Regions from separate parts of the Mus musculus genome. Here all the other regions are linked to region 3. A link is a loop called in an ENCODE intact Hi-C map of the cell type or tissue named here. Cell type or tissue: gastrocnemius. All regions are shown on one strand. Links, peaks and the distances in the headings refer to the core of each region. The heading gives the core; the rest is flanking DNA.

Evidence for each region. Hi-C counts contacts between places; a loop is a spot of excess contacts. Peaks named below come from ENCODE experiments on the same cell type or tissue, not always from the same donor. Only the 100,000 strongest peaks of a DNase experiment are listed, where the experiment ranks them.
Region 1: a loop joins it to region 3, with 5 times the contacts of the local background. A loop is called at or near these places in 36 of 42 quality-filtered maps.
Region 2: a loop joins it to region 3, with 4 times the contacts of the local background. A loop is called at or near these places in 20 of 42 quality-filtered maps.

The regions. Positions count from the first base shown.
Region 1 is chr3:96,543,603-96,551,362 of GRCm38, forward strand. No RefSeq gene overlaps it. Among named protein-coding and RNA genes, the nearest start is that of Txnip, 10 kb to the right of the region's middle. In gastrocnemius, for the core only: CTCF peaks have their summits at 2,162 (motif pointing right) and 3,951 (motif pointing right); DNase peaks (open chromatin) are centred at 3,568 and 3,958; H3K4me3 peaks cover 323 bases; H3K27ac peaks cover 1,347 bases.
Region 2 is chr3:96,577,041-96,584,800 of GRCm38, forward strand. It overlaps Polr3gl (polymerase (RNA) III (DNA directed) polypeptide G like), which reads right to left. Exons shown (of 8, transcript NM_027241.4): 2 at 5,048-5,215; 3 at 4,604-4,733; 4 at 3,795-3,863; 5 at 3,410-3,466; 6 at 2,976-3,049; 7 at 2,758-2,871; 8 at 832-1,548. The coding sequence starts at 5,173. The coding sequence ends at 1,462. Among named protein-coding and RNA genes, the nearest start is that of Polr3gl, 13 kb to the right of the region's middle. In gastrocnemius, for the core only: no CTCF peak of the experiment used is centred there; a DNase peak (open chromatin) is centred at 3,326; H3K4me3 peaks cover 1,549 bases; H3K27ac peaks cover 2,441 bases.
Region 3 is chr3:96,635,125-96,642,884 of GRCm38, forward strand. It overlaps Pex11b (peroxisomal biogenesis factor 11 beta), which reads left to right and starts at 306. Exons shown (of 4, transcript NM_011069.3): 1 at 306-619; 2 at 1,550-1,665; 3 at 2,007-2,208. The coding sequence starts at 564. In gastrocnemius, for the core only: a CTCF peak has its summit at 4,303 (motif pointing left); a DNase peak (open chromatin) is centred at 4,298.

The DNA of each region.
Region 1 (7,760 bases), core at 954-5,953, 92 kb before region 3:
ATCCAAACCCGGCTGGGGGAAAATGGTGAATTTAACGGGATCACAGGCAGGAGCATGGCTGACTCAAATGTTGTCACATCCCTGGGAAGCCAGGCCCTAAATGGGTGACAACATGTGAAAACTGTATGCCTGGATCTCACTGAACAACCTACAGGCACTTCTGCAAGTTTCCTCTCCCTAGCAACTGCCACTGCTTATGTGACACTCGGGCCTTGTGCATCTAGAAACTTTTGTTGTTGTTTCTCTGTGTAGCCCTGGCTGTCCTGGAACTCACTATGTAGACCAGGCTGGCCTCGAACTCAGAAATCCGCCTGTCTCTGCCTCCCGAGTGCTGGGATTAAAGGCGTGTGCCACCACTGCCCAGCATTTAGAAACTTCTGAACTAAAACCTCATACCTTTTATTAGCTTCTGGAGCTCCCTACCTCCTCCAGAAGGGAATGTCTCAATTAGGAGGAAACTGATTAGAAACAGCCATCAACAGGTAAGGGGCAGACAATCTGTGCTTGCTATGATGGCTTGGCAGTAGCATGAAGTGATAAAGTCTGAGAAGGCATGGCAACATCTCAGCGTGATAGTGCACGGTGAAGGAAATCTGCTGCAGCCTTGCCTTCTGTTGCTATAACGAAGTGCCTGAGACTGGATAACTTCATAAAGAAAAGAGGCTTGTTTAACTGAGCACCAGCAATGACTTGGCTCTGATAAGGACACCATGGTAGATGTTGTCATGGCAGTGAGAGAGACAGACACAGAGGGACGGGAAGCTAGAAATGAACCAAATTCTAAGGGTGGCTTTCTCTTATAGAAAGTTGCTCTAGTGAGAACTAACCAGGCCCCCTGGGAACTACCTCAATCTTTCCAAATTGCAGAGCTTGACAGTGATCAAGAGCTATCCACTATGGTCTGTCCCTTGCAAGTCCCACCACTTCAACACCAAGAGACAGACTGCATCAAAACCAGGGCAGATAGCTGGAGCTGAAGCAGGAGGATCTCAAAAATGTTCAAGGTCAACATTGGAAACTTAGACTCAATAAATAAGTTAATTAAATGGGGTCTGGCAAGCTGACACAAACCTAGAATTCCAGCATTTGGGAGGATCATCCATTGACAGCTGGGCTCCATGGGGGGTATAATTACTCTATTACTATTTTCTTCCTCTTATACAAAAGGAGAAGATGCAAACTGACAAAAAGTCATGGACGGTCAATTAAATGCCTACAGATAGCCAGAGAGAAGGAGAGAGGCAAGAGAGACACTTGGGGGTGGTGACATACTCATTACCTTGATGGGCCAATCATTTCCTAGACATAAACATGCACATATATACATTTTGTTGTTGTTTCTCAAGAGAAGGTCTCACTATGTAACTCTGGCTGTTCTGAAACTCATTCTGTAAAGCAGCCCAGCCTTGAACTCAGAGATTGTGCCTGGCTGGCAGACACATATATTACAACTCATAAAGTTACACCCTGCTAATGTGTGCAACTTACTCTGAATCAAGTACACCTAAATAAAGTTGCCATTTAAAGGGGGTGGGGAAACCCCAGCACGGTGGCCCACACCTCTGATCACAAAACTCGGGAGGCAAAGGAAGTCAGAGCTCTGTGAGAACCAGGTCAGCCTGGTCTAGAGAGTGAGTTCAGGACAGCCTGGGCTACACAGAGAAATACCATCTCAAAACAAAACAAAAACAAGAAACAAGAAAAATGTTGGTCCACATTTTCCTCTTCCTTTGGTGAATGGGCTAGAAAAAAAAATGGGGCGTTCAAACAAACTTAGGAAAATCGCAAAATGGCAGGGAAAGAAAATAGAACAGTTATTTTATGTAGCTTTTCAAGACAGGGTTTCTCTGTGTAGCCTTGGCTGTCCTGGAGCTCACTCTCTAGACCAGGCTTACCTTGAGCTCAGCCCGCCTTTGCCTCCCAAGTGCTGGGTTAAAGGTGTGTCACCACTGCCTGGGTATGCTTGCTACTTTACTGTTATCACAAGATCCATTTTCATTCTCCAGAGTGGGTCATTCTCAAAATCATATCCAATAAAAGGGTCTACAGTTTTTTAAAGCAAAAACTGAGCATGCACACACACAGACACAAACACACACACAGACACACACGCACACCTGTGACCAGTAATTCTGACTTTCCACTTTTACAAATTGTCAGCAGGTGGCACTAATGACTAAAAAGTTACCCAAAGAAGACTGGCAACTCTGCTTTTCTTTTTTGTTTTCTTTCCTTCCTTCCTTCCTTCCTTCCTTCCTTCCTTCCTTCCTTCCTTCCTTCCTTCCTTCCTTCCTTCCTGACAGCTTTTGTGGCTCTTCTGGAATTCACTGTGTAGACCAGGCTGGCCTCAAACTCAGAGATCCACCAGCATCTATTTCCTAGGTGCTGGGATTAAAGGCGTGCACCGTCACCACCCAGTGAGAAAAAATCAACTTCTAAAAGAGTGTCTGAGCCTCCACTCCACCCCAGTGAAACAGACACTGCCGTGGCTCTTGGTCACACAGCAATACTGAAGACATCGTACATCCTGGTTGCACACCATGGAGACATCAATCTAGAACTGAGCAGCAAACTTCTAGCTTCCATGGTGCCAGGAGGCAGCAGGCAGGCCACTGTGGAAGAAATGACATCCAAGGTCTCATGCTGGACCCTGCATCTACAACACTGACCTTCTAAGTAAGATGCAGACTCTACTACAATAGCGTCGTGGCTATTTAGGGAGTAACAAACTGTTTTCTGGTTAGACTTGAGGCCTGCTCAGTCATTGGCTGAAACCATTGTTGAATTTTTGCTGCAGATGCTTAAAAACGCAGAGATCAATGCTCATCTTACAGGTTAGCTGTGGATTCTCAGTCACTGAACATATCCGGGTGACTCATGATCATATCAACCCATAAAGGAGATCCCCCTGACACTCAGAAGTAACCCTCATTGAAAAGGAACAAACTGTATGCCTTTAATCCCAGCACTTTGGAGGCAGAGGCAGTTGAATCTCTGTAAGTTCAAGGCTAGCCTGGTCTACAGAGTGAGTTTGAGGACAGCCAGGGATACACAGACAGCTTCCTGCCTCTGTCTGGGATTAAAAGCCTGTGCCACTATACAAGGTCCTAAGCTAATATGTTTTATTTCATACATACACATATATAGTTTTATTTTCTTCTTTTCTTTAGAAGACAGAACTAAAGTTCCAGGCTAGCCTGTGCCACATTGTGAGACCCTATCTAAAACAGACAAAACACATCAAATGAGATATATCAAGAAATGGACAGAGATACATTTCAGCCCATTCCTACAATGAGGCATTAACCTAATCTAGCATCAGCAAAGAAAAAATAAAAACAAAACAAAGCAAACAGATGTAGTGGTCAGTTCTTGTCAACTTGACACAATCCAGAGTCAAACGGGAAGGACAAACCTCAATTGAGAAAATGCCTCCATTGGATTGGTCTGTGTGCAAGTCAGCAGGACATCTTCTTGATTATAACTGACGTGGGCGATGCCAGCCCTGGGCACGTGGCCCTGAGTGGTATAAGAAAGCAGACTGAGCAAGCCATGGGGAGCAAGCCCTCAGCACTGTTTCTTCATGGCCTCTGCTTGAGTCTTCCCTCCAGCTTCCTGCCCTGCCCTCCCTCAGTGATGGACTATAAATGTAAGCTGAAAGAAACCCTTTCTTTCCCGAGTAGCTTTCGGTCAAGGTGCTTATCCCAGCAATAGAAAGCGCACCAGGACGCTGGATGAAAGCGCTGGGAGCTGAGAACCGTTCAGGAGAGGGGCCTGAGGAGGGCTGCTTTCTGAACGCACGTAACATAGAGTAATTTTTAAAAAGTTTTTATTTTTAACATTTTTATATTTATCTTGATGATTTAAAGAAGAGTTTTAAAATATTTTCTTTAAATTTTGTGGACGTCTTGACTGTGAGTTTTTGGATGTGAATGTAATTCCGCTGGGGGCCAGCAGAGGTCACTGGTTGGATGCGGGAACAACACAGTTGTCTATGCGAACACAACTCCTGTCTTCTGCCCGAGCAGCAATACTCTTAATCCCTGAACCGTCTCTCCAACTCCACGCAACGTAATTCTTAACTACATTGCATCTCATTTGGGAGTGAGACATTTCTACCTTGGCTTGAACACATAATCTCCATCTTCAGCCGTCCTCCCCAGTCCCCCCTCAGTCACCATCACATCTCCAGTCCTCCCCTGTTACCGCCAACCCTGTTTTAAAGACAGGTGCTTACACTGTCGCCACGGCTGGCCTAGAACTCACAGTTTCTCCTGCCTCTGCCTCTTGAGTGCTGGCATTAAAGTGTGCACCACTACACTGACCCTTGAAACTTGAGGCTTCAATCTCTTCACAGACCAAGGCAACACCTCCCTCCCTACTCTATCCATCCATGCATCGTAACAGGTTTCGTCCTCCATCTCAGGGAGAAAGGCTGTGTAATCACTGTTCTCAAAATCAGTGTCAGGAAACTAGCAGCAACGTGGAACAGGACAACGGCAGAGCTTTAGAAGCCAAGACTGCTCAGTTCCTGCCCATTCTCAGGACGAAGTATTTATCACCACCACATAGCAGTGAAACTACATGTTTCCTGAAATAAAACTCATGTATGGCCTCTTGTATGTACAGTCTGTCTGTGTGTGTGTGTGTGCGTGTGTGTGTGTGTGTGTGTATGCATGTGTATTAATGAGATGAGAGCAGAAGGGGGCCTATGTGGAAGAAGGAGAGGAGCCCAGACAAGGAACAGTAGTGGGTATACAACAAGATATGTGTCATATCTTGTTATACCAATGTCATCATGAAACCTATTGTTTGTGTGCCACTAAAAATAACAAGTAACAAAATAAATAAATAACTGGCCTAGTATGGTGGAGTGCACTTAAGTTCCTAATGATTAGCAGGCAGAAGAGTCAGGAGTTCAAGGCCAGCCTCTACTACGTGGCAAGTGAAGGTGAAGGTGAGCCTGTGGAGCAAGAGATCCTTTTTTTTTTTTTTCCTTAAACAAACAAGCAAAACCAAACAGCAGACAGGCAGACAGACAGACAGACAGACACACACACACACACACACACACATGATTTAATATTACAAAGTGTCTTTATCCACACATATCAAGGCTGTCTTGAGAACATTTTCTGTGATTAGTTCATAGAACCAGTGTCTTTAAGACCAAGGGTTTCATGCACCTGTCTTTAATATAGAGCATCTCCTACCTTGAAGCATTAACCTAAGTCATATGTACATATTTGTTTGTTTTTTGTTTTTCGAGACAGGGTTTCTCTGTAGTCTTGGCTGTCCTGGAACTCACTTTGTAGACCAGGCTGGCCTCGAACTCAGAAATCGGCTTACCTCTGCCTCCCAAGTGCTAGGATTAAAGGCGTGCGCCACCACAGCCCGACTTGTTTGTTTGTTTTAACCAAGGTCTTACACTGGAGCCTGGAGCCCGCTCTGAAACTTAGCTTAGGTTGGCTGCCAACAAGAGGTGATCCCCCTGCCTCCACCTCTGCTGGGACTCCATGTAAAGGCCACCATCACAGACTTATCAATTACACATGTAGTTGTTGGTTTTTTGAGACAGGGTCTCTCTATGTAGCCCTGGCTTTCCTGGAACTCAAACCTAAGAGAGATCCAACTGCCTCTGCTTTCTGAGTGCTGGGATTAAAGGTGTGCATCACTAGTTTCAGGAAATCCAATTCACACCATAGCCAGTCAATGTTTGGTTGTTTTGTTTGTTTGTTTGTTTGTTTATTACTTTTAGTAGCATACAAACAGTACGTTTCTTTAGGCACCAGTCATGTACATGGTACTTATGCATACGTGCAGCCAAAATACTTATACAACGAACACAATTCTTTATGTCTTTTTAAATTAAGTTCATCAGTCTCCGGTCTCTCTTCCCCTCACCCCACTCTCTGTGAGCTCTGGAGGCCCTGTGCTAAAATTAAATCATCTGAAACAGAAAGAGGCCATGGGGGGTGGGGGGGGCGGTATTTTCTCTTCATGAGGAAATCCACAGTCCTGCTTCTGTCACAGCCAAGTCTACAGACAATCAGAAGGGTGCACAGTGGGCTATGCCAGCAGTTCTCAACCTGTGGGTCCCAACCCACTTGAGTATTGAATGACCCCTTTATAGAGGCTGCCTAAGACTATCGAAAACACAGACATTTCCATTACAATTCATAACAATAGCAAAATTACAGCTATGAAGTAGCAACAAAAATAATTTTATGGTTGGGCGTCACCACAGCATGAGGAACTATATAAAGGGTCGCAGCATTAGGAGCGTTGAAAACCACTGCTATATTTTAAAAAAAAAAATGTGCCTTATATTTCTTATTGTAGTGGTTGGGAGGTGGAGGCAGGGGAATCACTACTTTTTCAAAGCCAACCTAAGTTACATTAGCTGATTAGGCTAGAATCTAGAAGCTAAAATAGTTCTGAAGTCCAGGCTGCCCTAGAACTCAGAGGATGCCCTTGAACTCTGACTCTTTGCCTCCCATCTCCCAAGTGCTAGGATGACAGGCATAGGCCAACAGGTCTACTCTGGTGCTGGAGATCGAAGCCAGGACTTCATTCATGGTAGGCAGTGCTCTACAAACTGAGATACTGCCTCTCCATTTGCGATCCTTCTTTTGAATTCCTGTTTTAAGACAAGGGTTCACTCTGTCCCAAACTGGCCTTGAACTTCTAGCAATTCTCCTGCCTCAGCCTCCCAGTACAGAAATTACACTTACTCTTTAAGATTTCTGAAGTCAGTCCTTCCAACCCGAGGGAATTGGGCCTCTGCGTGCAGGAATTTGTTCAACAAATGCTTTTTTGAATTAAAAAAAAAAAATCTGAAATCCCTAAACTGTTAGGACATATGATAATATGGTTCACACCTCAGAGGAGCTGTTTAGAGACAAGAGGCAGGCACTGCAGAGGCAGGCACTACAGAGTTGGTAAAAACTATTCATATGCATTGGAGGAGCTTAGCCTGCCACCAGGATTCCAAGGTTCCAGTTAAATCTGTTTGGAGAAATCGCAGAGAACTGCGAAGGATGCGGTATTTGACCGTTTGAGGGCTCAGAGAGGCACTAGAGAACAGGCACTTGAGCCATACGTCAGACGGTGTGGGGCAAGCTATGGATGACCAGAGACAAGTGACATCCTCCAACCACCGTGTTCTTCTCTCACTTCACACGCTTCTGCTGCCCAACTGTGAGTAAGAATCAGCTGTCTTCAAGTTTTGTCTTGAGACAGTCTCGTTACGTAGACCAGGCTGGCCTAGAACTTCCAGACACCCACCTGCCTCTGCCTCCCGAGTGTCACAATTAAAGCCCCGTGCCCTAACCCACAGCTTGCAGCCTTTAAAAAAATAACCTATTTTTTTATTCTATGTGCATTGTTGTTTTGCCTGCATGTATGTCTGTGTGTAGGCGTCAGATCACTTGGAGCTGGATTAGAGACAGTTGTGAGCAGAGTGGAAGCTGCGAGTTAAACTTGGGTTCTCCAGAAAGGCAGTCAGTACTTTTAACCCCTGAGCCGTCTCTTCTCCCTCCTTCCCTCCTTCTCTCCCTCCCTTCCCCTCTCTCTTTCTTTCTTTCAAACACAAGCTAAGAAAGAAAGCACTGCTAATCGTCAGCCAGGTGAAAAGGACAAGAGACTGTTTTGTATTTAGTTTCTTCCCCAGTCATCTGTTTCTTTTTCTCACGGTCAGGAATCTTCTCTGCCATTCGTTGGAAAGTTCTAGATCAAGAGTCAGGTCACCACAAAGGCTC
Region 2 (7,760 bases), core at 1,367-6,366, 59 kb before region 3:
CCAAAGTGGAGTGAGAAAGGCTAACTTAATTCCACAAAGGAAAGAACAACAAAAAAGAAGGAGCTGCAAGCCACACCCCGGCTGTCTGTAGAGAACAGTATATTTAGGGAGATCCTAAATATGCCTTTCAAAGTGGGCTCTCCAGGTCCTGGAAGACGGTAAGCTGAAAGCAGTGAGTCACTCCTCTCTCCCGGCCCCTGGCTTTCTGGACTCCCTGCACAAAAATAGCTGCAATCACTCTTTGTAAATAAGGACACCATCAAGGTCAAGTGTGAGAAAGGAGAGGGCTGGTGTCCTGGTAAATGTGCCTGACTATGCAGGCTCATGTCCCTGTGCTGCTGGAGGCCAAAGGCTAGGGTAGTCTGTGGGCGAGCCTATGCTTTCCCCAGCGCTGCTTTCAGACAGCATTGCAGATGAGTTCCTGAATGTCCTCCAAGGGAGAGCTGAGAAGTAAAGGTCAAGGGTCAAGGCGGTCACACACACACACACACACACCCGTGTCACACTGGACACGCAGAGATTTGACACTGGTGGCACAGACCTGGGACCACAGCTAGGGAGGCTGAGACAGTTTCAGGCCTGTTTGGGCTACAGGGTTAAGTTCAAAGCCAACTTAGGCAACTTAGCAAAAGCTCTGCCTAAAAATTCTAAAGCAAATATATAAAAAGAGATGGGGGCATGGCTGAGTGATGGAACACCCGTTTAGCATTTGCATGGCTGTAAATTCAGTCCTCTGAAAGGGGGCGTGGCAGGGGTAAGAATGGCTTGACTGGACACCCCCTCAGCCTTGCCTCCGGCCCTTTCCCAGTACACATCACTCTGTTAGACATGTTAGACAGATACAAACATTTTATTTAAAAGTACAAAACAGGCCTTACTCCTCTTGACTGTTCCCACCCCAAGTCTCCCCTAAACTGTCAACGGCTGCGCATCACAGCCCCCAGGGATCACACAGGTCACCTGGATTCTAACCAATTTTTTCTCAACAGAAGTAAATGCTAGTAAGTCTGCTGTGGTGGCGCGTCCCTGTAATCCCAAGGCTTGGGGGGGTGGGGGGGGGTCCAAAATTCAAGGCCAGCCTCAGCTACATACCGAGTTCCAGGCCAGCTTGAGCTACATGAGATCTTCTCTCAAAAAACAATAACAAAGCTGGGCATGGTGGCGAATGCCTTTAATCCCAGCACTTGGGAGGCAGAGGCAGAGGCAGAGGCAGGCGGATTTCTGAGTTTGAGGCCAGCCTGGTCTACAGAGTGAGTTCCAGGACAGCCAGGGCTACACAGAGAAACCTGTCTGGAAAAAACAAACCAAGCCAACCAACCAAAACAAAACAAAACAAATAACAAAAATAGGAAAACCCCTAAGTACATAGGGATATTTAGTTCCTGTATCTCAAATCAAGAATGATATATGGGCCCAGGTTTTCAGTCTATGGCCCAGGTTTTCAGTCTATGCCCAGGTTTTTCAGTATATGGCCTCATCCATATTGTCATCGCTGTCCCCTCCAAAGTCCTCTCCATTGTCAAAATATGACATGATGTAATCAGTTTCCTGAAATGTAAAAAGAAGCAAAGATCAGGGGTGATGTCAGAGTTTTCTTCTCTTTGTCTCCAGGCTCTTTCTTCTCACACACACCTTTCCAGGTCTGGGACACCTCTACCTGCTGTTACATTCATTCCTTTTCATGCGTATAGGTGCTTTGACTGCATGTATGTGTATACTGCTTTCGTGCTAGAACCCTCGGAGGCCAGACAATGGCGTCAGATGCCCGGGAACTGGAGTCACCGGTTGTTGTGAGCCACCATGTGGATGCTGAGAGTGGAGCTCGAGTCCTATGGAAGAGCAGCATGCGCTCTTAACCAAGAGTCGTCACTCCTGCTCCATGTTATACAAGTTAAAGTATTTGTTTGCCTGTATATGTATGTTATATGTGTGTGTCCAAGTGTGCCCTGGTGCACATGTGGAAGTCAGGGGACAACTTGCAGGGGTCAGTCCTTCCACTCTGTGGGTTCTGGGGACTGCACTCAGGTCATCAGGCTTGGTAGCAAGCCCCTTTGCCCTCTGAGCCATATCACCCGCCATGTTCCGTGTTTTGAGGATAGGTCAGGGATAGATGAACTGGAGAAAGGCTTTTGGTGGCACTGCAACTCTCTGAGAATGTCTCCCGTGTAAGGGTTGAGAGCCCAGGGTTAGTGAGATGGCTCAGTACAAAAGGCCTTTGTTGTTAAGCCAGAGGACCTGTGGTCAATAACCAGACCCCACACGGGAAAAGAGAGAGCCAACTCTTGCAAGTTGTCTTCTGACCTCCACACATTTCACACACACACACACACACACACACTCATGCACACATGTAATAAAAGATGGCTTGGATGTTAAAGGCCTTTGTTGCTCTTTCGGAGTTCAGATAACTTGGGCAGCTCACACCTGCTTGTAACGCCCAGCTTCAGGGGTTTGGAGACCCTCTTCAGGCCTCCTCAGGCACCAGAACACGCTTGGTATGCAATCATACAGAGTCTTGTATGCTAAGTCTGGAGGCAGACTCATATGTAACCCCAACAGCAGGAAATAGAAGCAGGGGGGCTTCTGGGGAGTTCCTGGCCAGCCTGGCTTGCATAATGGAGACCCTGTCTCAAAACCAAAACCAAAAATAAAACAACAACAAGAAATCTTGAAAAGAAAAAAAAAAAAAGAGTTGTGAGCCTACAACTTGTAAGGGAGAAAGGAGGGGTGGGGTGGGGAGGAGCAAAGCCCCCTCACCTCCTCATGCTCCTCTTCATCGTATTCCTCTTCCTCCCCCTCTTCCTTCTCCTCCTCTTCTTCTTTCTCTTCATCCTCCTCCGAAGTCACTTCCTCCTCCTTCTTCTCTAGCGTCTCATGTGAGGATGAATAGGAAGAGAAACTCACTCACAGAATGCAGGGAGAGCTGGGGCTCCAAGGGACCGGGAGGCCAGCTGTCTATCGCACTTCCTCCTCACCTCTAGTTTCTGTATCGTCTCCTCCTTATCGTCTGTGCTCTTAGGGGGCCTCTTGGGAAGGATAATGGTGGTCCCTGTTTGGAGGATCAAAAAGTGAGAGGCCTTAGTACATCTACTAGCTTTCTTTCGGGGTTTTAAATTTGGGGTGTGTGTGTGTCTGTGTGTGTGTGTACGTGTGTGTGTGACACACACGCGGAAGTTAGAATGAGTTCTTCCTTCCAACAGTGGGTCCTGTGGATTGGTGGCTGGCATCTCTTATCAGCTGAGCCATCTCTCCCTCCATCCTAGCTGAGCCTACTCCACCCTCTTGCAGCAAACACGGCACTCTGCTGCCCTCGTGTGGTCTCCGGCAGCAAAATGTGGCGGTCTGCTGCCCTCCTGTGGTCCCCGTGGCACCGGCTGACAAGCCCTCATCCTCCTGCAGATCCACTCACGCTCCTTCTGTACTTTCCGCACTCGAATCTTGAGCTCACTGGGGAGTCGCCGCCAATCTGGGAAGAGTGGGAGTGAAAATCAGCAGGACCCTGGCCGGCTGGAGGCTTCTGGGAGTGATGGCTGGCGCTAAGGGGGAGGGGAGTGTTTAAAAGGAAGGACGGAATGGGGGTTGGTTTGAAGATTTTTCAGAATAAAATTGTAGGTTTGACGCTTCTGGAGAGGTGGGCACTGTTGTTACAAATAGGGTTTCCACGTAGAACGCGAGAGTGTTGCAGAGCACATCTAAGACTCTAGATTTAGATGTACAGGAAAGGAAGGTGACAGTTTGAGGTACCTAAAGAATCTGAAAGGAGGGCATTCGGAGAGGAGGGGCCAGTCACTTACCAGGGTTCCAATCGATGGCGTTGTCAATAGGCCCAGACATCTGATACTTGTCTGAGTAACGTTCCACATCTGGGGGGCGGGTGGGGGGGGGGTAGAGCCCGTGAGTTAGAGTTTTAACCTTAGAACATCTGTCCTAAGGGTCTGCCCCTCTTATCTATCAATCTCCTTACTCTAAGCCCAGAGCCCAGAGCTGTCAGTTGGGGTCAGCCTTGCCTCTCCTTCAGCCTGCCTTGTTGCTATTCTTATCTTTGCCCAGAATCCTCTTCTGAGAAGCAGTGAGCTTCACTGGACAGGACACCCTGGGATAAAAACCAGGGTTCAGTCTTCTGTCTCCCTCTCACTAACTGGTTAGCTTGGTAAGTCTTCTTCCAGTGTTGAGCCCTCAGCTCCCAGGGGCTCAGTAGAAAAGCATCAACTGTCAATACTTCTCACCGAGGGCAAGTAACCATTCTCCCAAGCCTGCCAGCAGCCCCGCCCGCCGTCTCCAGTCTCCTGCTCTCGCTAGGTGAAAGCTTTGCACAGGTGGGGTGCTCAGAGGCCCAGCATCAAGGTCTCTCCAGTTAATGAATTGGAAATTCATTTGTACCCCCCCTATTTGAACTAAGATGCTGATGCTTTAATGTCCCACCAGCCCCAAGATTGAGGTTCAATTAAAATCTCGAGTAAGGTGATACATTTCAGACACAGAGGGACATTTAATGCTCTTTCCATTAGACAGGAAACTTCTAAGCCTCTCTGGCCCTGAGCGTGCTAGCATGGGCACTGCCCACAGAAGGAGGCCCGAATCCTTATGCTAGCTTTCTACTGACCTCTCTTGGGGACGGCTGGCCGGATGAAGTAGGGGAGCTGCCTCATGGCCCCGCGCAGCTCTTGCTTCAGTGCCAGGACATACTCCCCCTCCTCTCCTGCCGGCAGAGGCACTGGGTGGAACTCCAAGGGCTGAGGGGTACAGTGGTTAGTCTGGAGCGCTGCAATAAAACCTTAAAAGGCCTTTCCCCCAAGTAAAATCCAGTGTTCTCAGTAAGATTGGGAAGGCCAGAAGATGGAGGAGGGCATTCTGAGAGCTGGAGAGTGGACGGTATGAAGAGTGAAGATAAACACTTCCTTGCCGGGAAAACACCGCCCGTGGGGCAGGTGCGACTATAGACGGAATCAAGGTGCAGATGGCTCGAGATGGGCCAGGAGGATTCTGTGCTCATATGGCTCAGTGGGGGCTCACATGGGAGGCTTGGGAAGGGAAGGGAGACACTCACAGGAAAGAGTGGAGAGGGCTGGAGAGTGGGTGGGGGCAAAGCATCACCCTTCCCAATGCCCACAGCCTCCATGTTGAAGGTCAACTGGCCCCGGCCACGACCCCGGCCCCCACCCCGGCTGGCCATGGTGGAGGGGGCCTGGATATGCAGAGATCCAGTGAGAAAAACCTAATAAAGACAAAAACAGAGAGATAAAGAAGTGTACTAGAAGAGATATGACGCCAAGAAGCCGCACAGCACATCATGTGATGTTCTATGGGAGGTGACGTTTTCCTCTGTGCCCCGGTTCAAACCCAGGGCTTTTCTCATGCTAGGCAAGTACTCTACTTTGGGCTACATTCCAATCCCTTTTTCTGTGACAGTTAGAAATTTGATGTGCCAGGCAGTGGAGGGACACACCTTTAGTTTCAGCACTTGAGAGGCAAAGGAAGGCATTACTTTGAGTTTGAGGCCAGCCTGGTCTACAGAATGAGTTTTGGGACAGCCAAGGTTATGCAGAGAAACCTGTCTCAAAAAAAAAAAAAAAAAAAAAAAAAAACCAAGCAAAATAAATACAAAATATAACTACTTAATTAATTAAAAAATAAATAAAACATTAAGTTAGGAGTGATACCACAAACCTGTAATCCGAGCCCTGTACTTGACGAGAGGATTATCAGTTTGAGGCTAGCCTGGTCTACATAGAGTTCCAGGCCACTGAGGGATAAATAGCAAGATCATGTCTCAAGATAAACAAAGCTGGAGAGACTGTTCAGTGGTTAAGATGTGCATTGCTTTCGAAGAGGAATGGAGTTTTGTTCCAGTACTTGTGTCTGGTGTCTCACACCGTCTGTAAACCCAGCTCCAGGGAATCTAACACCCTTATTTCGCCTCCATGGACATCTGCACTCACATGCACACACTTTTAAAATATGTTTTAAAACATGAGAGATGGCTCTGTGGTTAAAAGTATCCCATGCTCTTGCAGAGGACCTGGGTCTGGTTCCTCTGCTCACATCAGGTGGTTCCCACTGCCTGTGACTCTACTTCCCGGAGAATCCACGCCTGCCACAGCCTCCATGCACATTTACATAAGTGGTACACATACAAATAAGTAAAAGTAAATAATATTTTAAAGTACTAAAACAATTCAGCTAGAGAGATGTCTCAGTGGTGGGGTACTGCTCTTCCAGATGACACGACTCTGACTCCCATCACTCACATGGGGGGCTTACTATAACTCCAGCTCCAGGAAGGGGGGTCCGGTGCCTTTGGCCTTTATGGACACCTGAATTCATGTGTATACACAGTGATACACACAGACCCATAATTAAAACAGACATATCTGTTTATTTTTTGAGATCTTTATTTTTATTTTATGGGTATGGGTGTTTTGCAGGCAGACAGACAAAAAGATAGACAGGCAGGCAGAGTGCGCGCACACACACACACACACACACACACACACACACACACACACACACACACCATTTGAATGCAGTGCCCATGAAGACCAGAAGAGGGCACGGTTTCTCCTGAGACTGGAGTTACAGATGGTTGTTAGCAGCCGTATGTGGGTGCTGGGACCAAACCTGGGTCCCCTAGATGAGCAATCAGTGCTCTCAGTCACAGAACCATCACTTCAGCTCCCAACAAAATAAAATAAATTAATATTAGATTATAATCCCAAAGTACAAAGTAAATGCCTACGAGTCCATCATAATATGAATGACTAGGAAAAGACACATGTCTCATGCAGAATTCTAAATAAACCGTGTAGATAGCCGAAGCTAAAACATAAACAAAGCATGTAGACAGTCCATGTAACAGCAAAGGAGCATAATTCCTGATTCATAAGAGTGGGAATTTTGTTCCTCGTGTTTTTGACAAGTTGGAGTGTAGGGGTACCTTCTAAGGGACATCAGTGTAGCCAGTGACCAACATCAGCATGAATAGCAGAGACTCACAAGGACAATTGGAGTGGGTTTTCTTTGTTTGTTTGTTTTTGAGACAGGCTTTCTCTCTGTAGTCCTGGCTGTCCTGGAACTCACTCTGGACAATATGTATTCTTAATGAGCACTGACACATTTGTTTCTGCTCTTGTTTTGTTGATTCGGGGTCTCAAGTAACCCAGTAGACCTGAAACTAACTGTGCAGCAGACAACGAGCGTGACCTTTTAATCTGTCGTCTCTGGTCTGGACGTGCTGAGACTGCAGAGGCATGTGCCTCCTTCCCTCTTTCTCCCTTCCTTTCATCCTTCCTTGACAAGGTCTCATGGAGCCCAGGCTATCCTTGAACACTTATTTCTACTGTCTCAGTTTCCAAGTGCTGACCTCCATGCCTGTCCCAGATCCAAAATGATGCCTGTACCTCTGTGATCATCATAGCCAAGCTCCTGAGTCCACATTAGTCACTGAAGAAACAGCTTCCAACAAAGGGATAGCCTACAGCACACCTGATCAGTTCACTTCAAAAAAAATAAGAAACAGAGAAACTGTCCAAGCCCAGAGGAGCCCAAGGAGATGAGGCAAATGTGCTGTGGTATTTTGGATAGGATCATGACACATGAAAAGGCCATTATATAAAAAGTGAAGAAATCTGAGTGGAAAATGAGCCTTGAGATATAACAATATATCACTAGTGGTTCACTAATTATAGGAAACAAATTATAGTAATATAAAGCATTAATAAAAGGGAACTATGTGCCAGGGATATGTGGGAATTCTGGGGATT
Region 3 (7,760 bases), core at 1,874-6,873:
TTTCTTGTACAGTCCTTCCCCTTGTCTTATGCAAAATTCTCCAAGGTCTGCCTAACTTTTGGCTGTGGGTCTGTGCCTTTGTTTCTACCAGTTGCTGTGTGAAGCCTCTCTGATGACAATTGGGCTAGGCACCAATCTTTGAGTATAGCAGACCATCGTTGTCAAGCGGCATCTCATTACATCCGCTTTCCCTAGGACAAATAGTCTAGGACAGGCTTCTGCTGTTCTGGGCGTTTGGGGCGGGTGGCGTGTGCGCCTTGGCGGCAACCTACAGCGCCTCCTGGCTCCCGCAGGCCCCACCCCTTGCTGCTGAGAATTTAAAGCAGAATGTGCTCCTAGGGGCGTGCTTAAAAGCCGGAGACCATCCCAGAGAAGGGTGAGCTGCCGGAAATGCACCCACGATCTCGCTTCGCGTCCTGAAATTCCACTTCAAGGCCGGCTCCGGCTGCTTGGCTTTCCTGCCGCCGTTTGTCCCTCGCGAAGCCCCGTTGCTCGCCCAGGAGGCGTGACTTGGGGCTGGAAGCAGGCGGGCCGCTGCGCCGTGGGCCCGGGCTGCCGCTGTCATGGACGCCTGGGTCCGCTTCAGTGCTCAGAGCCAAGCCCGGGAGCGGCTGTGTAGGTGCGGCCGACGGAGGAGCGCGGGCGGGAGGGCAGAGCAGGGTCCCGCGAGGCGACGGGCGCGCTACGGGGTCCCTAAGGGTCAGCTGTGGCTACGGGGGCCCGCGCGGCCCCGGAGGCGTACTCCGCAGCCGGTTGTGAGATGATTCTTCCCTGCTCAAGGGAAAGATGGGGAAACTGAGGCATGAGTGGGCCAGCGGGGAGGCCACCTAGGTTTACTGTGTCCACAGAGAGCAACAGTTTCCTCGCTGCTGTGGTGGCACGAGGGGCGATCCTCTCGGTTCTGCGTCCTCTCACCAGTTGTGACCTAGGAGCCTCGCTATCTCGGCTCTTCTTCGGTTTCCATCAGTCCAAGAACCTTAATCTATCTCTTAGTTTACCTACCCGGAGAACTAATCTGCCCTTCAACTAGATCTTCCTCTGTCGTGTTTCATGTATAAAATCGCAGTGTGGACGTCTGCGATGAACCCCGGGCTGCTTACTGGCCCTAAACTTTAGGCCTCATCATTTTCAAAACTCTTAGTCTCTTAACTCCAAAGAGTGCTCTCCACCATCTTCTAGGCTTTATTTTCCTCGCATGTCTTTCCCTTCCCCTGGCTTTGAGGAAAAAAATGGAAAGATATTGGTGTGAAACCGAGGAAGTGTCCCTGGTGGGGTTTTTGTTTACCAATTATTATTTGTCTGAGTGTTTGGTCTGCAAGAATGTATGTGTACCACATGTGTGTCTAGTGCCTGCAAAGGACAGAAGAGAGTGGTGGATCCCTGGAACTAGAGTTACAGACAGTTATGAGCCACCGTGTGGGTGCTGGGAGTGGAACCCGGGTCCCCTGCAAGAGCAAGTGCTCTTAACCGCCTCACCAGCCCACGGAGGATATGGTTGGCAGAGGGGTTAGGGAGGCCTGTCCCTTACTCTACGTGTCCTCCCCTCCAGGGCCGCCCAGTATGCCTGTTCCCTTCTCGGCCATGCTTTGCAGAGACATGGGGCTAGTCCCGAGTTACAGAAACAGATTCGACAACTGGAGGGTCATCTGAGCCTCGGACGAAAGTGTAAGTAAAGCAGACCTTCCTCTTATCATCCTCAGCTGGTAGCCCATGGCCTCTCCTCCCGTTCTGCCAGTTCGCCATCATTTGCCACTCTCCTGCATGCCTCCAGTTGAGGTCAGAGAACAGGTATAAGGAAGTTAGCACTGATTGGAAAAACACGGCACGAGAACACTAAACTGGCACAAAAATGAATTACGATTGGAAGTTAAGAAAAAGAACAAATTATTTTTACTCTTTCTTCCTGTATGTTATTATTGCTTGCTCAACTTTTATTTTTCTCTTCCCCACCCCCACCCCTGCCTCTGGACTTCAAACCCTTGCTTTCCCTTGTTAATCTCTACAAGTGCTACGCCTGGGGAACTCAACAGATGCCCTGGAGTCAGCCAAAAGGGCTGTGCACCTGTCAGATGTCGTTCTGAGATTCTGCATCACTGTCAGTCACCTCAACCGAGCCTTGTACTTTGCCTGTGACAATGTCCTATGGGCTGGAAAGTCTGGGCTAGCTCCCCGAGTGGACCAGGAAAAGTGGGCACAGCGTTCATTCAGGTTGGTTTTCCTTTTATCCTACAAGACTATGTGTAGCCTTCATTCTGCAAAGCTTGCAAAGCTTGCATCGCTTGTAATAGTAAACATTTTGCTTTACACATATGGGTATTTTGCCTGCATGCCTGTGTACCATTTGTGTGCCTGGTGCTGGCAGAGGCCAAAAGAGGGCATCAGAATTGTAGTTCTAGATGGTTGTGAGCTGTCATGTGGGCTCTGGGAATCAAAACCCAGGTCCCAGGGAAGAGCAGCCAGTGCTTTTAACCACTAAACCATCACTCTAGACCCATATATTTACATTAATAAAAGTTACTATTGTAGGTGCTGCACATCTGTAGGTCAGACAACAGCTTTCAGTTGCTGGTTTTCTCCTACTGTGAGTTCCAGGTATCAAACTCAGGTTGAGAATAAAACTCAAGCCATTAGGTTTGCGTGGCAAGAGCTTCCACCTCCTGGCCCAGCTCCACTTCCATCCTCCTGGTCCATAACCTGCTATATATGAGACAGAGGGGTCTCAGGATTTTTTTTTTTTTTTTGAGTGTACAATGACTTTTCACGCCCATTGTTCCCACATCTGCTGATTCAAGCAACCACAGGCTGGAAATGTTGAGGGGAAAGTGCATCTGAATTAAACATGAAAATTGTTTGTGTCGTTATTCCTTAAACATTGCACATATATTGTATGAAATATTATAAACAATCGAGGTGGATACAGAGAATTGTGTGGAGTATGTATAGATGCAATACCACTTTATCTAAGGGACTTGAGCAGCTGTGGGTTTGGGTAGAATTGGATGGGCGAGCAGGGGGAAAGATCCTGAAGTTGATCCTCCATGGATGAACTGACTGTAAATTATTTGTTTACTTTTTTTGTTGTTTTTTTAATTTTTCAAGACAGGGTTTCTCTGAGGGATGTGGCATTACCACTCTGTATGGAGGACACTTTGAAAGGGTTGGTTCTCTCCTTCCACCACTTAGATCTCAAGATTGAACTCAGGTCATCACATTTGGTGACAATGCCTTTTTCCTGCTGAGTCATCTTGTGTGGTGTTTTTGTTGTTTGTTGTTTTGTTTTGTTTTTAGGTAGGTCCCACTATGTAGCCCAGTCTTGCCTGAAACTTAGGATTCTCCTGCTTTAGGTGCCCGGGTTCTAGGACAGCATTACAGGCATGTGATACCATGTCTAGCTTCTTTTTCTTTTGCGATAATGGGGTCGGGGTCCCATAGGACTGAGATAACACAGTTCTTCTATAAGCATGAAGACCTGAGTTTGATTTCCCAGAACCCATGTTAAGAAAACAAAACCAAGAACCAGGCATACTGACACATTCTTGCAATTCCAGCAGTGTGGAGTTAAACTGGACAATTCCTAAGGCTCTCTGGCCGGCCAGCCTGGGAAAATGAGCAAGTTCCAGGCCAAGTGAGAAAATCCTGTCTCAAAAACAAAGTGGATAGCACCTGAGGAGAGACCCCCAGGTTGAACTCTGGGCTTCACATATGTGTATACACACATATACGTATATACCCATGCATGTTGTACCTCCACACATGAAAGAGATGAAATCTTGGTTTGTTGCTCAGGCTGTTACAGAATTCCTAGAAGCATCCTCCGACCTTGGCCACCCTAGCAGCTGGGACTCCATAAGCACGTGCCACTCTCACTGTGCTTGGATTTTCCAGAAACGTTTCTCGGTTTCTTACTATGGGCCAGGAGGTTAAGCAAAAGCCAGACAAATGTGGTGCCTGATCCTTGAAACATAAAGTTTAAGATGACCCAGTGAGTAAAAACCAGCAAACCTGATGTCTTAGTTAGAGTTTATTGCTGTGAAGAGGTCACGGCCAAGACAGTTCTCATAAAGGCAAACATGTAATTGGGGCTTGCTTACAGTTTCTGAGGCTCAGTCCATTATCATGGCAGGAAGCATGGCAGCCTGTAGTCAGACATGGTGCTGGAAGAGCTGAGAGACATCTTGATGCAAAGGCAGACGCAGGAGACCCCCTCTTCTGTACTTGGCAGAACTTGAGCACTAGGAGCCCAGCACCCACAAGGCAGCTCAGAACCATCTGTAACTCTCAGTTCTAAAGGACTCTGATGCCCTCTTCTGGCTTCTGCAGGCACTGCATGTACATGGTGCACAAGACATGGTACCTGAGGCTAAACTATATACATAAAACAAAGAAATCTTAAATAAAAAACCTAAAGCAGATAATCACTCACAACAAACAGCAAACAGACCAGTGGGAAACCCTGTCTCCAGAAATAAGGTAGGCAGTACCAGGAATTGGGTTTGAGCTTGTCCCTTTGGTCTCCATCTCAGGCACATGCATGTGTACCTGCCTATACTTTCATCTACACACAGGAACATACACACACGCACATGCACACATGCCACGTGTACACACATGTGCACACACACGGCTTTAGTGATTATGAAAAGAATGATACATGGTTACATTAAAGGGCTAAGGGTGTAGCTGAGGTATCTAGGGTTGATTCTTATTAGATAAGACTAAGGGTGAGCCAGGCAGTGGTGGCGCATGCCTTTAATCCCAGCACTTGGGAGGCAGAGGCAGGCGGATTTCTGAGTTCAAGGCCAGCCTGGACTACAGAGTGAGTTCCAGGACAGCCAGGGCTACACAGAGAAACCCTGTCTCGGAAAACTAAAAAAGGAGGGGAAGTGGATACTTTTAAGAGCAGATGTAATGCTGTGATTTACATTCATGCTCCTAGCTTCTTTATCAACAGCAGCAGTCAGGGTAGGGCGAGAATGGCCACAGAGAGACTCTGTAGCTAGAGTAGATTAAAAACAAAAACAGGCTGCAGAGGTGTCTAAGTCATGAAAAGTGGTTGTTGCAGATAAGCACAAGGATCCACAGCATCCACATAAAGTCAGGTGCACTGCTCATGCCCGAGAGCCTGGTACTGCGCTGCCCGGAGGTGGAGAAAGGAGGATGCCAGGGTCTTATCCGACAAGTGGGGCTCCAGGTTCAGTGAAAGACCTTGCCTCAGGACATGGCAGAGCACAGTAGAGGAGAGCATCTGATGTCTACCTCTGACCTCTGTATATGCATACCTTGTAACACACACACACAAATGCACACACACAGGCTTTAAGACTTAGCTAATGTATACCTGCAATCCCAACACTAAAAAGATTTAGACAGGAAAAAAAAATTCATGGCCAGCCTGAACCACATAGTGAAATACATCCTGTCTCAAACCAAAATAACAAAAATGTAAAAAGTTTTGAGCTGGACCAAGTGTGGTGATGCAGGCCTTTAATTTCTACACTAGGAAGCAAAGGCAGAGGGAATCTCTGTGAATTTGAGGTATGCCTACTCTATATAGTGAGTTCCAGGTCAGCCAGAGCTACAGAGTAAGACTCTGTTCCAAAAAGTATATTTATTTTCTGCTTAAAAATTTATAATCGGGGCTGGAGAAATGGCTCAGTGAGTAAGAGCACTGACTACTCTTCCAGAGTTCCTGAGTTCAAATCCCAGCAACCACATGGTGGCTCACAACCATTTGTAACAGGGATCCGATGCCCTCTGCTGGTGTGTCTGAAGACAGTGACAGTGTACCCATATACATGAAAGAAATATAAATCTTAAATTTAAAAAAATTTTTAAAAATTTATAATCTAGTATCTCTAGCAGTTACTGGATATATCTGGACCTTTGCAGAGTTCTTTGATTTTTTTTTTTCTAAGAGATTGGATCTAAAGTCTGTATAAGTATGTTTTCTTCTCTCTTTCTTGAGGCAGGGTCTCATGTGGCTCAGGTTGTCCTTGAAGTCCTGATCCTAAATGTTGACATCATAGCTATGCACCACCACTTCAGCCTGTAACTAACTCTAATACTAACTCCCCTGTCTCTCTCTGTCTCCTCTCTGTCTCTGTCAGTCTGTCTCTCTCTCTCTTTCCCCCTCTGTCCTCTGTCTTTTGGCTTTTTGAGACTGGGTTTCTCTGTGTAGCTTAAGCTGTCCTGGAAATCCCTCTGTAGACCAGGCTGGCCTTGAACTCAGAGATTGTATGTGTCTCTTGTACAACTAAATGTGTGCTTTCAAAATAGTTTGCATTACTAGGGTCAAGTTAAGTGTATTTTTTTCCCTCAGTGTGTGTGTGTGTGTGTGTGTGTGTGTGTGTTTGCACAAGTGTGTGCAAATGTCTGGGCACATGTATGCATCTAGAGGCCCACGGTTGGCTTTGGAATTTTCCCTCTGTCTTTCTCCACTGTATTCATCGACACAGGGTCTTTCAGTTGAGCCCAGAGCTCACCTACACAATGCTAGTCTGACTAGCCTCCTTGTTCTGGGAGTCCCTGTCTTCATGTCTACCAGCATTGACATAGACTCTGGGATCTGAGCTTAGGGCCTCAGTCTTGCATGGCAAGCACATGACCACTGCCATCTCTCCAGTGCAGAGTGTGGTGCATCAGACAGATTGTCTCAAAAACGGAATTTGGAGTTGATCTTGGCAGATTTCATGACTCATAAATTTTAAACCAGGACCTTAAGGTGCACATAAGCACATTGTAGACTGGCAGGAAAGTTGCTTTTTCTTTATTATTTCAGAGATATAATTATATGAATTTAAGCATACAGTGTGGTGTTTTGTATATGTATATGGTGAGGTGATCACCAGAGTCAGGAGTGCAGCATCCTTCTAATGGGGTGGGAGAGATGACACAGCAATTAGGAATACTAGCTCTTCTTCCAGAGGGGACCGGCTCAACCCCAGTGTTTCTCCAGTTCCAGCTGGTCTCATGCCCTCTTCTGGCCTTCTTGGGTGGCAGGCATGCACATAGTGCACAGACATACATGCAGGCAAAAAACCCATATACATAGTATAAATATTTTAAAAATGCTCATAACCTCATGGTGACATCTTTTTAATGATAAGAACATGTGCTGAGATCAATCGATGACCCATTTAGCAACTTTCAAGTCCATGATTATATTAACTGTTATTATGTTAACTGATATATTAACTGTAGTCACCACATTAGATATATAGAACGAACTGAATGTTTGTCCCATTAGCTAAGGTCTTCCTGTTTCTTGTCCCCTCCAATCCTGGCAACCACAGTTTTATTCCATACTTTGGTAAGTTAGGCTGTTTAGATTTAACTCATAAGTGAGATCGTGAGTCTTTCTGTATCAGATGTATTGAACCTATTATGTTGTCAAGAAAGGACAGTTCTTTTCTGGTGTTGCTGATATTGAAACCAGGACTTGTGCATGGAAGGCATGTACTCTTACCAGTGAGCGACATTCCCACTTCTAGGGGTTCCCACTTTTAAGAGTTATTTATTTATTATGTATACAATGTTCTGGTTGCATACCAGAAGAGTGCACCAAATCTCATTATAGATGGTTGTAAACTACCATGTGGTTGCTAGAAACTGAACTCAGGACCTCAGGAAGAGAAGTGTTCTTAACCACTGAGCCATCTCTCCAGTCCAAGATATATGTTTTTTTAAACTTTTTTAAAAAGTGATTTATCGGGCTGGGCAAGATGGCTCAGTGGATGAGAGCACTGATTGCTTTTCTGAAG